2 separate regions of the Mus musculus genome follow, and region 2 is linked to region 1. Evidence: chromatin loops called from intact Hi-C (ENCODE). Cell type or tissue: gastrocnemius. All regions are shown on one strand. Links, peaks and the distances in the headings refer to the core of each region. The heading gives the core; the rest is flanking DNA. Region 1 has its middle 81 kb from the start of Gm34331. Region 2 overlaps Sh3bp4 (SH3-domain binding protein 4).

Region 1 (8,559 bases), core at 2,922-5,421:
TGCTCCATGCAGAAATGATTTCATGCATAACTCTGAGGACTCACAGCTACTTACAGCCCCACATGCGAGGCTGTAAGTAGCTATGATACCTGCTCCCCATCCTAGTTTCCTACTGACAGGTCTGCTTGCTTGTCCAAATCAAGAGTCAAGCCTTTGAAGCAGCCGGTTCTACATCAGCCTTGCTGATGTCACCATGTTGACAGGCCTGAGGCTGAGTACTCTGTTGGAGGCTGAAAGGCCAAAAATAGCTCTATTTTCCAGTGTTTTATTACAATAAGGCATCAATCATTTATAGATCTGTACAAATAGGCTAGAGAGTGAACCTGTGGGGGGACATATGGGGAGGGGAAGAGAGCACAGTGGGCTGGCCTCCCCAGTGGCTCAGCTCTCAGGAGACATGGGTCAGCACTTAGGTCATTGAGACCTATGTGCGTCCGAGTCAGGTGGTAAAGAAGTCCCTGGCTGCATCCATGGATGGAAGCATGACAGAGAGGACTTCAGGTGGGGAAGTATGGCAAAACCTGCTTTCTGAGGAGAACACCAGAAGGTTTAAAGAAGAGATATACAAAGAGGCCGGTGCTCTGCCCTAGATAGAACATCTATCTCGACTTCCTCCTCAAGGCTCAGGGACAACTCAGAAGAGGAGGTGGAAAAAAGTAAGGATGTATGTGGGGGGGGGGGGTGAGGAAGTGAAAGATTGTCATCTGGACACGACATGGCTGTCACACTCATGAACTCATGGTAGCTGAGGTTACATGCATAAGACCTTCGTAAGACCAAGCCGGGCAGACTTCCAGGACAAACAGGGAGGAACGCTCCAGGCTTTACCCTTAATGAGGACCTACTGTGCTTGATGGAGGTGGGGGGTTAGAGGAGAGAACCAATCCTTTATGAGGTTTCTCGGTGGTAGGTTTACCCTGTGCAAATGGATAACTTCACACCCATGGATCCATTGGCTTGTATGGGTTATCTCTCAATCTCCATCTCTATCTCTATCAGGAGGATAAGAGGATATTGAAGAAGAAAAATAGAGAGTGGGTATGACTAAATTTCATTGTATATATGTATGTGTAAGACCCCTGAAGCTGGGCCTCCACTCAAGTCCCGGGATAAGCTGGCCGGCACTCCAGTGACCCAAGAGAAAACCACACCTGATGCAAACTGCAAGAGATTTTATTATCAGCTAGCTGAGGACGAAGTCCCTCCGCCGTGCAGAGCAGGGGAGTTTGACCCTGAGCCATGACAGTAGGGGGCTTTTAACAGCTAGCTGAGGAATTGGGAGGAGTTAGGAGGAGAGTTGGGAAGAGTTGAGAGGAGTTGGGAAGAGTTGGGAGGAGTTGGGAAGAGTTGGGAGGAGTTGGGAAGAGTTCTTCTCTTCCGGGTGTCCTTGGTGAAATTTACAAGGCAGGAGTGGGGAGTGAGTTCTTTCTGAATTTTTATCTCTGTGTCCTCAGCACAGGAAGGCAGGTATCTCTGGTTGTAAAGTATAGAAACAAAAAGGCTTTTTGCTGGCTATAGAGAACAAAGAGCTTCTTTTTGGCTGTATTTTTAGAGATCAGGGAAAACAAGCTTGGGGAACGTCCAGGGGCTTTACCTTCCAGGGAGAAATGCTCTAAGTCGGGGTCCCATATATGTAGTTCTCACAAATAAATAAAAGGATAATTAAAGAAGGAGACACAGACCCAGGAGATGTTGATCATGAATAACAGGAGACATGTTCCTTGCCGGCTGCACTTTGATTTAAAGAAGAAAGCAATGCATGCTGGTCTCAGGGAGGGTGGAAGAAGAAACTTCTCCCTACCACACACCAAGGTAATACAGCCTCTCTGTTCAGGTCAGCAAGGAGGTGGCAGACCTGGAGACTGTGGAGGCCAGCCTCAGGATGAAGAGGATGGGCAGACCGGAAGCACTGCTTCTACCAGAGGCGATGCTTTTGTGTGGGACAATGACCTCTCAAGTGGTTAAAAGTGAGCTAAGAACTGAAGAAACCGTTTTAGGTCATCCGTGGTTCTATGGGGAGGGTTAGGTCATCCATGGATCTAATAGGAGGGTGTGTCAAGATCATTGATTCATCCAGATGAGGGTCCTGAGGCCCTGGTCAAGTGTAGGACTAGGGAGGGAGGAATTGCAGAGATCCCACGGGGATAATCTTCTCCAAGGCAGAGCTCAGAAGGGAAGTCGCCAGAGTAGACGGGGCCTGCATGTTTTCTGTTTGCTTTTCATTTCTTTGCTAATGGAAGTAGTCTGACGCGGTGGGGCTCAGAACAGGAAAGGGTGAATTTCAGGACAGACTTGATGAGGAGACAAACAGGGAGGAGATGAAGTGTAAGACAAGCCTCCCTCCTTGGGAGTGGGAATCCCCCTCCTTTCCCATGCAGCGAAGCCTCAGTACCTCCGAAGTGCTTATTCCTATGTGGCTTCAGCCTCACCAGGCAGCATGTCAAATAAGAGATGTGTGGATAGCAGGTGTGACCCAGGACACGGGCCCTGTACCCACTCATCTTACAAACCCACCCAGGTACACAGGATGCATCTTTTCATTTAGAGCTGGTGTGTCAACTTGACACAGAGAGGAGGGCATCTCAGTTTAAAAAAAAAAAATGCCTCTGTAAGACTGGACTGTAGGCAAGCCTGCAGAGCATTTACTTAGAGATGGATGGGGGAAGGCCCAACCCATTGTGAGTGGTACCACTCCTGGGCTGGAGGTCCTGGGTTCTATTGGAAACAGGCTGAACAAGCCACAGGGAGAAACCAGTAAGCACTACCTCTCCATGGTCTCTGCATCAGCTCCTGCCTCCAGGTTCTATCCCTGCTTGAGTTCCTGTCCTGACTTTCTCAACGATGGACCATAATGTGGAAGTGTAAACCAAATAAACCCTTTCCTCCCCAACTTGCTTTTTGGTCATGGCGTTACATCACAACAATAGAAACCTAAGACAGAGGGATTTGGAAAGCCGGATGAAGTCCTGGGTCTGTGGTTCTTCAAATCCTTGCTCATTGTCCCCTGGATCTTGGATAACTAAAAGACACAGATAGGGTCAGGGGTGGGAGGATGGGGGTGGAAACAGAGAAACTGCAAGTCCACGTGTTTCCCTAGAGTCTCTCTTTGTCTTTGGTTGTATTGGAGGAAGTGGAGAACTAGGGTGTAGCCTCTGGCCCTTTACAATAAGTAACAAGGGGGCAGAGTCTGGGCTCCACCTAGCAGAGCTGGATCTACCTGGGGTCCACATCCCCTCCCCCCAGTGCGGGGGGCGGGGGGGCTGAGCTTGTCTTAGACATTCAGTTTTGCCTGTAGCACGGGAGTCCCCATCCCCTCCCTTCCTGCAGCCAAAAGGAGGACCTTGTTTCCCAGCAACCATGGAAACATCTCAGAGAACGGTTATATTGTTTTGAAGTGTTTTGAAATCTTATCAATGGTTTCCAAGGAAACATGAGCTGACGAATAGTGGCCTTGCTAGGTAGGTTCAAGAAGCAGGGGGGTGGAGGAGGGCGGGGTAACAGGCGGAACTCTCTGGACCCAAGGCGGAACTCTCTGGACCCAGGCGTCTGGCTGTTTACAGAACTGGAGAAACATTGTAGCTGGGATGCTTTAACTTTGTTGCTTTCCCCACAGTCACTCTTCGGGGATGTAGCATTATTTGCACCTCAATTAAAGAAATAATACAGTGTTTAAAGATGTAGAACTTGGGTCCAGAGAGATGCTGCTCATCAGCAGTGAAAAGCATGGGCTGCCCTAACAGAAGACCTGAGCTAGGCTTCTGGTGCCTATGTCAGGTGCCTCTGTCATGACTATGTGCAACTCCAGCTCCAGGGAATCCCATGTCCTCCCAGGGCACTAGTATTCCCACACATATACACACAAGCAGACATATATGCAGAAAAATAAAATCTTTTTCTAAATAGTGGGATTTGCATAATGTTAGTTGATCCTGCATGTTATTACATTTAGGGGAAATAGAGGTTAAAGTGGCAACCCAGCTGCCAAACTTTGGTCACAGTAGTTTGTTAATCAAACACAGTTGCAGGATCCTCATGGGACAGTGGCAAACATCCCAGAGAAATAGCACAAGCCTGGAAGTTTCTGCCAGTCACCCTCAATAGGCATGGTTCCTGCAGTCGCCAATTTAAATGCTTGGTAAGTCTGAAGCCCCAACGGAGACTGTCTTTGCCATCCTTTAAATATACACTCTGAGAGGCTAGCATGTTTCAAGCTTGTTCCTGTGTGTGGACCGCAGTGGTGAAGCATTTAAGACATGGGGACTGGTGAAAGGTAATTAGGTCACGGTGTCTCTAACTTTGTGAATGGATTAAGTCTGCCTGTTGGACTAGATTAGTGCTGGAGAAAATGGGTTGATATAATCAAGTTTGGCACCTGCCCGGAATCCTTCTTCCAAATGCATTCCCACAGCCATAAGACCATCTGTCATGAGACCATCTGCCAAGGCTTTGGCGTAGCCAACCAGATGCTGCCACTCTGAAATTTCAGAATGATGGGCCAAATAAATCTCTTTTCCGTTTAAAGTACTTAGCCTCAGGGACTTTGTTATAGCAACAGAAAGCATACTAGGTATATTGTACTTTTCATCACTGAGATAGGATATCAACTTAAGAAACAAGGAGAGAAAGATTTGTTTTGATACATGGTTTCATGGGTTTTGATCCCTGATCTCTTGCTCTGTTGAGAGCACTGAACCCACCATGGTGATGCAGAGCCATGGCCAGGAGCCCATGAGATTGCAAAGCAACTCAGCTCATGGTAGACTAGAGGCAGAGAATGACAGGAAAGGGCCAGGGTAAGGCACACCCCTAACACATATCCCAGTGACCCAGTTGCTCTGGCAAAACCCACTGCCTAGGTTCCATCACTCCATGCAGAGGACCCAAGTTCATATCTCACCATCCATGATCAGGTGGCTCACAACCACCTGTAACTTCAACTCAAGAGCTATATACTGCCACATTCTGGACTCTGAGTGTACCTGCATTAACATCTCCCACCTCCTGTCTGTTTGTCTCTCTGTCTGTCTCTCTCTGTCTGTCTCTGTCTCTCTCTCTGTCTCTCTCTCTCTCTGTCTCTCTCTCTTTCACACACATACACACACACACAATACCTGAGAAACTATACCTGAGGTTGACCTCTGGCTTTTCATATACATGATCTCTCTCCCTGCTTCCTTTTTTACACACACACACACACACACACACACACACACACACACACACACACACACAACCATACATGGCCTCAATAATCCCTCACTTCTCCAAAGCCCTATCATCTGGCAAAAAAGTCCTCGGCCCTGTTGGAGATATCAGTGTCCCTTTTGAATTTTGATTTATGGAACTCACAAGATGTTCCACAGCTGCCTCACCAGACAACACTGTAACTTTCTGCATTCACCCATACCATGTCTCAGGGTTCATCTCCACTCTTGTTTGCTTAGAAAAACAGTGAAGAAAACTCATGGGAGCTGCTAAGAAATGCTGAGTCTTAGCTTGATGTCCTTGTTTTCAGGAGTGGTAAGGTGGTCCTTTCAAAACTATTGGCATGTTGTAAGAGTGGGTGACATCTATAAGTATTGGGAAATGTCAGGATGGGAGAGGAGACGTGAACTAGGAGGGAGTGTGGGAGACGTGAACTAAGAGGGAGTGTGGGAATGTGAGGAAGAGCCTACAGATACTGGGCTGGATGTAAAGGGGCCACTGGATAGATGCATGATTGACCACCATGAGAGATGTGACAAAGTTAGCTTGAAATTTCTTCTGGTCTCAGAATAAGGATGTGCCCAAAGATGGCTTGGAGGCATGCAAAAATGCCTGGCAAGAAGGAATCCCGATGGCTGAATGTATGCACAAATCCAAAATAATCCCTTAGAAAGAAGATAACGAAGAGGCGGGCTGTCTTTATGAATTGGCACCAATTAACAAGGAAGAAGAGACCTCAGTCACGGTTCATTATGGAAGGGCAGCCATTGGTCAGGTGAGGGTGAAACGCTGTTGGGAGCCACCTCTGACTGCTCACCAGGATAGGCCTGTCTTTATTGATGCTAACAGTGCCATCATTGATGCTGTGGCCTTCTTTGTCTACAGCAAGTGTCCTCCAGGCCCAGTGGAGCCCCCACCTATATAGCACAGGCTTCTTTGTTACTCTGTCATGGTTGAAATCTGCTTGTACAAACTTCCAAGTACCTTCTTGCTGATGCCCAGGGGCCCCTTTCTCTTCCTCCAGGCCCCAGGGAGGCAGCTGGCCCTGAAAGAGGGAGTCAAGTGTGACCTTGAGACCTCTACAGCCACTTTCTTAGTTGCTGGCTTTTGTTCCTTGTGCTGTTTGGACATGGCCGCCTGCCCTCTGGGGTGGTACTACTGAACACCAAATGAAAGATGGAGCACATAGGTTCCAGAGAGCACACTGGGATGTGTGCGTCCTGGAGAAGGTCGGGGTGATGCAGTGTAAGTTACTTCTGGTTCAAGACTTGCCAGAGCGGCTGGAATACGCCCAACTCAGAGCAGTTCTCATCAGACCTCCCAACCGCTTCTCCACCAAAGAAATGTTTGTGTGACCCCAGATATTTAGATCTATGGGCATAGGTGCTCATATCACACACTTACTAATAACGTATCATAAAGAAATTTAATATCTCGGTGCGCTGGCATATTCCTTTAATCTCAGCACTAGAGAGGCAGAGGTAGGTGGAGTTCTCAGAATTCAAAGCCAGCCTGGTCTATATAGTGAGTTCGTGTTAGCCAGGGCTACCTAGTGAGACTGTCTCAAAATAGAAATAAAGAAATAAAGGAAAAATATGAGACGTAATATCTATGTTTTTACTTTGTTACCTGTCACTTTGAGCATAAATGAAATGTTGGGTGATTGTGGTGGTTTGGCCCCCACAGACCCTCACAGTGGGTTTGAATGTTTGGCCCATAGGGAGTGGCGCTATTAGGAGGTATGGCCTTATTGGAATAAGTGTGGCCTTGTAGGAGGAAGTATGTCACTAGGGGTGGGCTTTGATGTCTTATAAGCTCCTGTCTGGCCAGTGTAACCCAGTCCCCTTCTGCCATCAAGATGTTGCGCTCTCGGCTCCTCCAGTACCATGCCTGCCTGACCACTGCCATGCTTCCCACCACGATTCCCGCCATGATGATAATGGACTGAACCTCTGAAACTGTAAACCAGCCCCAGTTAAATGTTGTCCTTTATAAGAGTAGCCTTGGCCATGGTGTCTCTTCACAGCAATAGCACAACTACTAGTTAGAGCACACAACTCTAACTAAGACAGTGATTTATGTGCTAAGGGTTGCTTGACTAACCAGGTCAGTATTTTTGTGAGGGAAGGTAGCTTGCGCAAGCGAGTACCCAGATGTCACCCATTTCTGCTCTGAGAACTTGTGACTGTAAATTGATTTCTCAAACCTGTTTTCACTTTATCCTCTCAGCTCTGCAAGTGAAGCTGGGCAGGAGGCACAGTGGCGATGCTGTATTGAGTTCCGTGATGCTCAAAAAAATGCTGTCGCTCTGTTCAGTCAAACCCTCGGGCTAGCCTGAGGCTCCCGAGGAAGCAAAATACAAAAATGAAATAAATCATAAGGAGGGCGGGGTTGATTATCGAAAGTCAGCACAGAGAAACTGTTAAGCATCTATAGACCAAAAACAAACAAACAAACAAACAAACAAATAAAATTCAGCCAGTACCTCACATCACATGCAACCAATCAAGCAGAAGGCTTGAACATAAGACAGGGATCTCTCAGATGAAGGAAGGAGGGAGAGAAGCTTTAGGATAGAGGTCTAGGCAAATGTGTCTTCTTAGACACCCAAAGCAGATTCAGAAAGGGGCAAAACAAAACCAACCCAGTCGAAAACAAAGAGCATGGCATTTATTTGGGACTAATTATGTCTGCTGTCTAGGAAAACACAGGCTTCAGCGGCCTCGAAAAGGAGTCTCTGGGTTTAGCTTTGAATCTCAAGGGGGTTGGCGATGACATCATCCATTAGTCAGGGGTTTGAAGTTAAGCTGTTAAGAATGGCTTGGGAGGTGACTTAATCTCTGGCTCACTTGGTGGGTGGGAGCAAGTGGGAGGTGGAGTTAAGATGGGGGGGTGTCAGAGGTGCTTCTGTGGTGAGCTATCTTCTGGGTGGGTGTGTCTGATGGCCTCCTGACACCTGCTTAATTGTCTGAACCAGGGCACTTCCATTTTGATTTTTTTCTTCCTTGAGACAGGCTTCTCCTGGAGGGTCTGCTATCTGTCTGGAATACAGAATGTGGCTGTCAGCCAGCCTGGCGGTACAGGTCTATCACCCCAGCAATTTGAGAAACTGGGATAGGAGGACCGCAAGTTCAAAACCAGCCTGGGTTACAGGACAAGTTCAAGGCCAGCCTGGACAGCTGCTGGAGACCTGGTCTTCAGATTTAAAAAGGGGAGAAGAGGATGGGATGACCGGTTTTATGTCAACTTGACACACGTTAGAGTCATTTTAGAAGAAGGAAGAGCCACTAAGAAAATGCCTCCAGCACACTGGCCTGTTGGCAAGCCTGTGATGTGTTTTGTTTGTTTGTTTGT
Region 2 (8,559 bases), core at 3,483-5,982, 57 kb before region 1:
TTCTTGATCCACCTTGGCTTGGATGAGACAGGCTAGGGTCTCCCTGCTTCTCAAGCCATACAGCTAAGAGCTAAAGAGTATGAACTTGGCCAGAGTATGTAGGTGTAAATTTGATGTATTCTGGGGGTCCTTGCCAGGGTACTCTGTGGGATACAAGAGTAGCTTGAAGCCCATCTCAAGCTGCAGAATTTTTCCATGAGCCCCTTTAAGTCCCTGGGTCCAGGCAACCCCCTGGTGCTTCCAGGAGGCCATGCTCAGCATACATGGTGGTATTGTTCAGGCACAACTCAGGGCTATAGGAGATGCAGGTGGGCTGCTTCATGGGCTTCTGACGCTGCTGAGTATCAGTCATAGTCACATGGAAGACACTTGCCAGGGTTGGGGGATACACTTGAGGCTCCATTGGAGTATACTCCTGCAACATTGGAGTCATTGAACCAAGATGGGAGGGGAGGAGGTCGCTGGCCAGCATCTAGAGGGTGGAGAAGAAAGGTGTAGCAGATCTTCCTGGAAGCTGAGGACAGCCCCTAGCACAGAATTGCCTGATTCCCAAATGTATGGGTAGTGCCAAAGCTGCGCAGCCTGGATCCTAGCAGTAGCAGGGCTGGAAGGAAGGGGGTAAGGAGGATCCCACATGTCCTGACATGTCTTGAGAGTTGGAAATAAGAAGTGCCCTGTATGTTGCTTCATGGTTTAGAAGGCAAGGTCATTCTATGAGGGGAAAATAGTTTTTGTGTTTGGAGTGAGAGCAGCTTGCTCCCCAAAGTTCCAGGAGTTCTGCAGACAGAGTGGGGCTGAGCCCACCCTGTCCTCAGCCCTTCTGTCATCCATTGCCAGTTCATCGTGACCACAAAAAGCCCCTGTGGTGCCGGAGTGGGGCACACATGACCTCTTCATAAGGGCATTGATAATTTGGGGGACACAGAAAGTGGCAATTAGCCTGGTCACCTGAAGCCCTCTTCTGCAGTAAGAAAGAAATGCAGACCGTGTCAGGATATTAAGATGCTCTACATCTAAGTTCTTGTGCCCGTCTGAATTGCTAATGTCTTAACTCGAACAGGGGAGAGCTCTGGGTCATAGGCCTAAGGCTGCCTGCATCTTCATACCAAACCCTGGGGGTAGAGATGGTTGTGGAGTGAGGACGATGGTGTAGTGAGTGTGTTCTACAAGAAGCCAACGGGGGCTTTCATGAACAAGGCGTGCTTCTAAAGGTGAGGGTGGGGAGTGGAGAATTGACAGCAGGCATCCTGCTGAGCCCTCTGGATTTTAGTGGAGGGCAAGCTGTAACCTCCCAGGTTTCTTCTCTGGGCTGGCAGGTACACTTCCAGAGCCCCGCTGTCTGCCCTGAACCGTCACCCGACAGGAATTTCCTCCTCCAGCCTCTCATGGTCTTGGCAAGGAAACACCATTGAGGTTTGTGAGCCATGCTTTTAATGGGAGTGGCTCGGGTGCCTTTTAAGTCTCCACCACAGAGTACCAGGAGGCTGCTGAGGCTCTGGAGTTGGAGTCCCCAGGTGGAGGGTAGGGTGCTATCTTCAGATGGGGAACCTGGGAGGCTATGGCTTGTTCTCCGCTAAAATAGGGAGGGCACGGGGCTTTGCGGTGCCAATCCTCCACTCCCTGCTCTAACTTTTAGCTTATTTTCTTGTGGCTGAGCAACTTCCAACCCTGTGCCAAGAGGCAGAGTCATCAGGGGCAGGGTTGCTTCAAATGCTCTGAGGAAGCTGAGGAACAGAACAGACCCAAAGAAGGAGATGGAAGCAAAGACGGGGGGCTAGAAAGGAACCCCCAAAGTAGGATGACTGCAGTTGAGAGGCTGAGGCATCTTCAAAATGGACACTGAATGGAGGGTCAATCAGAGAAACGGAGGCAAGTGCGGTTCTGTGGGGCAGAGCTTGACTGCCAGGGAGAACTGCCAGTCAAATAAGTTACACTGCAGTAGGAGAGCGTGGGGTATTGTGTCAGGATGGGGATGAGTCCGCAGGTCGCATTTATTCTCTTTAGGGATTCTACCAATTTATGTTTTAAAGAGCACAGCCCTGTCCCCACCTCCACTCATCAATGTGCTACTCATGTGGGGAACAGGTGTTGGTCCTGTCCTTCGCCATATGAACCCCAGGATCAATCTCCGGTTGTCCACTGAGATGTCTCACTAGCCTAAGAGTAGCATTTCAAAGCTTTTGGGTTTGTTGTTGTTTTAATATGTACGCATGGGCCTGTTTGAGTACATGTGCATTGTATGTGTGCATGGAGGCCAGAGAGGGCAGCATATCCCTTGAAACTTAAGTCACGGGTGCCTGTGAACTGTCATGTGCGTGCTGGGAACCAAACGATACCCAATCCCAGGTCCTCTGGAAGAGCGTGTGGGCTGTGAGCTCCCACAGGGATTGTATATCAGACACCCTGCAATCAGACACCCTGCATTTACATTGCAGTTCATAACATTAGCCAAATTTACAGTCATGAAATAGCAAGGAAAATAATTTAAAGGTTGGGGGTCACCACCACATGAGACTGTCTTCACTTTCAGTCATATCTCCAGCCCCAAGAGCAGAGTGTTTAAAAGAAAGAATGACAGATTAAAATTGCTGATTAGAAATGTTGAACGTGATATACACACATTGGCGTTTATTTTGTTTGGTTGGTTTGGGTTTTGAGACAGGGTCTTCACTATATATCAGGGTGACTAGGACTCACTGTGTAACCCCAGCTGCTGTTAAACTCATCCTGCTTCAGCCTCGCCCAAGGGCTAGGGTTACGTTCATGAGTCGCCATACCCAGCCTCAAATGTAGTATTTTAAATCAGTTATTAACTAGACTGTGAGAGAAGCTAGGGTGGGTCAGGGTGCCAGGAAGAGGGTGGTTTGTGCCAGACAAGGAAGTAAGGGCAGTGTGGCCACGCCAGGCAGACTGGCAGGCCGGGGCACCGAGCCCTGGGCTACACAAGTCGATACTACTTGTCAGTATCTGCAAAGCGGTGCCTCTCCACCTTCCTAATGCTGGGACCCTTTAATACCATGCCTCATGTTGTCATGACCCCCAGCCATATAAACTATTTTTATTGCTACTTCATAACTGTAATTTTGCCACTGCCGTGAATCATAATGTAAATATCTGATATGCAGGATCTCTTGATCTGTGACCCCTGTGGAGGTCATGATCCACAGGTTGAGAACTGCTCTAAAGCAAGGTTCTTGGCTGCTGAATTTAAGTTGGGTAGATACAGCAGTAAGTGATTTCCCTCTTCCAGAAATACGCCCCTGAAAATATAAAAGGGAAAAAAAAGATGCTCATGGTGGCAACTGCATTGAAGCCCAGTTTTAAATGTTTCTGGGATGCTTTCTGGACAGGAAGTGAGTTGGCTTTGTGAAACAGGTCTCATGTAGCCCAGGCTAGCCTTGATTTCTGGCTACTTATATATTCCTAACACACGCAGATAGGGATTAAGGTTTGGTGAGTACTGGACTCTGAACTGCATGTTCTTAAGCTTGACTCTGGGGGGGGGGGCAAACTGTGGCCCACCATTAATGCTTTATCAATAATACTTTATTGGAGCATAGTCACTTCATATTGCTTCATATTGTTTGTGATTCATTTTGGACTAAAAGAACAGTCTTTGTAACAAACATCTGGTTCCCCGAAGTTCAGTTTATTCTCTGTCCCTTCACAGAAAATTTAATAAATGGAGATCTACCACACCTTTAGACAAAAAGATGAACTAGCATAAAGATGTCAATTCTCATCGATGTAGCATCAAGAAAACCCAGTGGGTTCACTCTTTAAGGGAATTAAGTGGTGAGGAAACATTTTAAATAAAATTATTAAAAAGTTCATGGAAGGAAGAAAATAAGGTGTAAAAAAACTAAGATAGGATTTTGCCAGTGGAAGTGCTGTCACAAGTTCATAAGAGGGTATTACCACAGACATTGTCAGGCTGCTGGCACAGAATGGCCCCCGTGCAGACCCTCATGTCTCTATGTATTAAACTGTTTGGTGGTGACATTGAATTAGTCTGGAGGGGACATGTTGCTCAGGAACACCATGCAAAAGTAATTACTCAGTTCTTTGCTAATTAATTTTGTGACAGTCCTCACTGAGAAGCCAAATAAATTCTTTGTACATTAATGTCAGCACACAAACCAATTTTTTAAGTAAAGGAAATAGATGGGAATGCTCATCAAATTTTTCATTAAGAGAAGCCATGCTGTGCATCCAGGGAAAGCCAGACGGGAAAGATTGATAGGAGTGCATAATTCAGACTTCAAGCCAGCCAGTGGGTAAGCTCGAATAGCAGGGTGGGAAAGACACTGGCAACTGACTCCTTGTGAGAGTCCTCTGGGTGGGAAATAGGGCCAGACAGACAGACACAGGCTCTTATCTCACAGTTTTAAGAGCACTGGCTCTTACAGAGGACCTAGGTTCAGTTCCCAGCACCCACATGGCAGGCAGCTCATAAATAACTGTAATTTCAATTCTGGGGATCGGTGCCCTCTTCTGGACTCCTTGGGTACTACATGCATTTGGTGCACATTCATTCATTCATTCATTCATTCATTCATACAAATATACATACATACATACATACATACATACATACATACAGGCAAACACACACATAAATATTTTTTCTTTTTCTAAAAAGAAAAAACTGAAAGAAAGAAATGGAGGCCTGCCACGTGACAAGGTGCGCTCTGAGACACATAACGTGCAGCCATCTTGTCGCTGTTCAGACAGAAACCTGTTATTACTGTGTCACCAAGTGCTGCTCTCTCAGAACCACTGTTCTGTTGGTCAGTTGCTGGCTGCCTCACAGGACACTGAGTTCTGGGTGGTGGGGAAGGACAGGGACTCAAACTTGAATGCCTGCTCCTACTTAGTAGATTAGCAGAGCTTTCCCTCAGCTGTCTACAAAGGGTAGGAAATTAACTCCCACTGCTGTTGAGAGGCTGGGTTTCCAGAACCTTCCAGCAGAGCGTTTGGCAAGGCTTTCTTGTTCTCATCTAAAAAATTGTCCTAACAAAGTTATTTAAAAGCCAAGTGTGACCGGGCGGTGGTGGTGCACGCCTTTAATCCCAGCACTTGGGAGTCAGAGGCAGGCGGATTTCTGAGTTCAAGGCTAGCCTGGTCTACAAAGTGAGGTCCAGGACAACCAGGGCTATACAGAGAAACCCTGTCTCGAAAATAATAATAATAATAATAATAATAATAATAATAATAATAATAAATAAATAAAAGCCAAGTGTGGAAGCACAGGGTTGTGAGCCCAGCAGTTGGGAAGTAGAAGCAGAAGGACTGCTGTGTGTTCGGCCAGCCTGGGCTACAGAGGGAGACCCCACCCCTCACCCCACCCCCAAGCAGAAAAGGAAGAAGGGAAGAAAATCAGTCAAAATGCAGTAAGATTGGTTATCAGAATGAGCTGAGCGGAGGGTGCAGGGCCTCTGAAGACCTGAAGACACGAGGCTGTTGGCTTGGTCAGCCCTGGCTCCGCTCTAACTTTGCCCTCTTCTCTCAGGAAGTCCCGTCGTCATCTTAGGAGTGGGATCGTAAGAGAAAGGAAGAATGAACAATGTCCTACTGACTCACCCCAGCCACAGCACCAGGACGGGGTAGCTCAGGTTCTATCCACCTGGGGTCAGTTTCCTCCACAAATGTCATGGGAAAGTTTGAAATGTTGGGGGACCCATTTACTGTCAGACAGCATGCCTCTAAGCTGAGAAAGTGGCCACACTGTGGAGGACCTGCGGGGAGCCAAGGCTTGATGCAGGGGCTGGTAATGGGACTTGGAAGAAAATCCTCTCTTCATTATTTAGAGATGCAGAATCAGAAAGCAGGGAAGTTCAGTATTGTAAAAGGAAAAAGCCCCTTCCTTCCTTCCTTCCTTCCTTCCTTCCTTCCTTCCTTCCTTCCTTCTTTCCTTCCTTCAAAGGTCAACACTGTCCTTTTCTGTCAAATGTACACCTCTGGAAATGAGGTAGATTAAGCATTTACCTTTAAATCTACTGAATTAGTTTATTTCTGTATTAGGTTGTATGCAGTCTCTGTTCTTGGAGCTACCCTGTGTTAAGGTTGCCTTTAAAGAGCTCTGCCACCCTCCAGCTCAGGCAGGGTGCTTAGGACATTCCATATCCACGGCACTGTGGACACTCTTTCACCACCCATAACTTCCTAAGGACAAGCAGGCATGAGGGGCAGTAGGATAGGGAGAGGGTCCTCTTCCATTTCCCCAAATAAGCCTTGGCAAAGGTCGAGTTCATCGCTCTAGATATCTGGACAGTGACTCATGGGCAGTTGCTCTCCAGGAAAGAAATACGCTTTCATCCCAGGAATTTTCCCAATTACTTACTATATGCTAAATGCGCACCCCACCCCCAACCCCCAAAACATGGTCTTCTCTGTATTGTGAGTGACCTCTGCATTTGAGGCAATTCTCCTGCCTCTGCCTCCCTAGCAGTATGAATATAGACATATACTACATAGACCTAGCTCCATTTATCTACTTCATGAAGCTGATAGGTGACATTGAGACTGTCCCCTTCCATCTTGGCTCCCTACCTTCTGGCTGGGAGGCAGGCACCTATCTATTAATGACTAAGGCTGAGAGAGAGCCCTTGGGCACCCTGTCCTCACCTTGCCTGTGCAGTGCCTCTGCACGTGCTGTCAGACGCTGGGCAGTGTGGGTTATGTTGGGTTTTGTTCTCATGCTCCATTTGATGGGCACAGCTCTGCCCTATATCCTGGCTTTTGGCAAAGACTGTCGTGGGCTGCCATGGATCTGAGTGGGTTGTTGGAACTGCCTCCCACTTCGCCTCAGGAAGACCCCTTCCAGTATGGCCTGGATTCTCCCTCACTTGTAAAGTGAGCAGCGTGGCTATTCCTGAGCTTCCCAGAGTAATACCTAAGACCATCGCAAGAATCCTGTGATCAGTGGGAAAGATGTTTCCCATCCTGCCTGAGTAGACTTTTTAAAAAAGCATTCTTAAAGCAAAGGCAGCTGTCAAGTGGGTTTATTTATTTTTATTTCTATATTTATTTATGTGTATGTATGCGTATTGTCTGTAAGTGAATGCCACATGTGTGTGGTTGCCTGCAAAGGCTGAAGCTGGCATTGCAGGTGCTTGTAAGCCATTCAGTTCAGATGTGGGAACTGAGTCCTGGGTCCTCTGCAAGAGCAGCAGATACGCTTAACAACTGAACCTCTCCTCTGGCCCAAGTGGATTAATCCATTTTAAGGAGCACTGTTAAGTTACACATATGTAGCGAGGTGTCTGAACTTGGTTTTAAGACAGGGTCTTACTGTGTAGTCCAGGTTGGCCTTGAACTTGGAATCCTGACTCAATTCTTGGGTGGTAAAAGCATGTGTCGCCGCATCTAGCTGTGTGTGTTTGTTTGTTTGTTTGTTTGTCAGGTAGGTTGGTTGGTTGGTTGGTTGGTTGGTTGGTTGGTTGGTTGAATTGTTAGCTTTGTCTGTTTTCCAGTATGGAAATCAGTGACTGGTGTTGGAACTCACATCTGCTGGCTTGCAGTCTTGAGTAACGTGGCAGATGGAGTCTAGACTCAAGTTAGATGAATGAATCTCTATTTCTCACTGCTGTGACCACACTGGAGAGATAATTGTGCCCTTTCTTCAGGGTCACTGAATGGAGATCAGAGCTTACAAGTATGTGCTGTCTGGGCTGATCACAAGATCTTCCTCATGCCTCGTCTGCCGTCAGCTACACCACACGCTGGCTCGGTTTCCCACATGGCTCAGCGGAACAGACCACAGATGTGGTTGTGATGAGCAGCTCTGAGGTCCTAGGAGACAGGCATTGCTGCACTCTCATTGGCTGGCCTCCAGACTCTGAGGTTTTCAGCAGCATGGGGCACAGGGCTTGCTTTGTCTACTATGGCCTGAACAGCGTGACCAGAAAGCTCTCTTGATCCCCACCACAACCCTATGCTCTCCCAACTCAATTTTCTGTGTTTTGTTACTGACCCAGGCCATTCTAGCCTGCTTGGTCTCCATTGTTGCAAGGCAGCAATGCTTCCCTGCTGCCCCAGGCTCTTGGGCTCCCCTTCAAGTGGCTAATAGGTGCTATACACAGAAGGATAGTTCATAAAAGTGGGCAGGCTACTACCTTTCCCCCACAGGATATGGAACCTCAGCTGAGTCAGCTCTGACTTTACGCCGTGGTTGCAGTGGACATGAGAAGAACATCCCATCTTTAGAGCAGGAGACAGAGTCTTTAGGCATTCATGGTTCACACTTTCATCTGTCCCTGACTCCCTCGGTGGCAGAGCACGGGACTTCCTGCAGCTCCAAACCACGGCTGCCTCTACTCTGTGGTCTCACGTGTTCCTGAAACACTCCACACAGGCGCCAGCAGGGGAGTCTTTGGAAGCCACAGGGTAGCACTTTGCTTTATCTACAGGTGGCTGGAGGGAATGGAGGCCCATCCGGCAGGCTGTGGGCGGGGCTCCCATCCCCGTGGGCGGGGCTCCCATCTCAGTGGGCAGAGCTGACCCCCCTCAGGAGGAGGCATCTGAGCATGCTCTCCTCACCTGCTTCTCTAGGCCGCC

What was found. A loop is a pair of places that touch in the nucleus more often than their neighbours do. Peaks named below come from ENCODE experiments on the same cell type or tissue, not always from the same donor. Only the 100,000 strongest peaks of a DNase experiment are listed, where the experiment ranks them.
Region 2: a loop joins it to region 1, with 2.2 times the contacts of the local background. A loop is called at or near these places in 6 of 42 quality-filtered maps.

The regions. Positions count from the first base shown.
Region 1 is chr1:89,180,288-89,188,846 of GRCm38, forward strand. No RefSeq gene overlaps it. Among named protein-coding and RNA genes, the nearest start is that of Gm34331, 81 kb to the left of the region's middle. In gastrocnemius, for the core only: no CTCF peak of the experiment used is centred there; DNase peaks (open chromatin) are centred at 4,086, 4,422 and 4,727; H3K27ac peaks cover 1,360 bases.
Region 2 is chr1:89,122,864-89,131,422 of GRCm38, forward strand. All of the region lies in intron 2 of Sh3bp4 (SH3-domain binding protein 4), which reads left to right. Among named protein-coding and RNA genes, the nearest start is that of Gm34331, 24 kb to the left of the region's middle. In gastrocnemius, for the core only: a CTCF peak has its summit at 4,495 (motif pointing left); no DNase peak of the experiment used is centred there.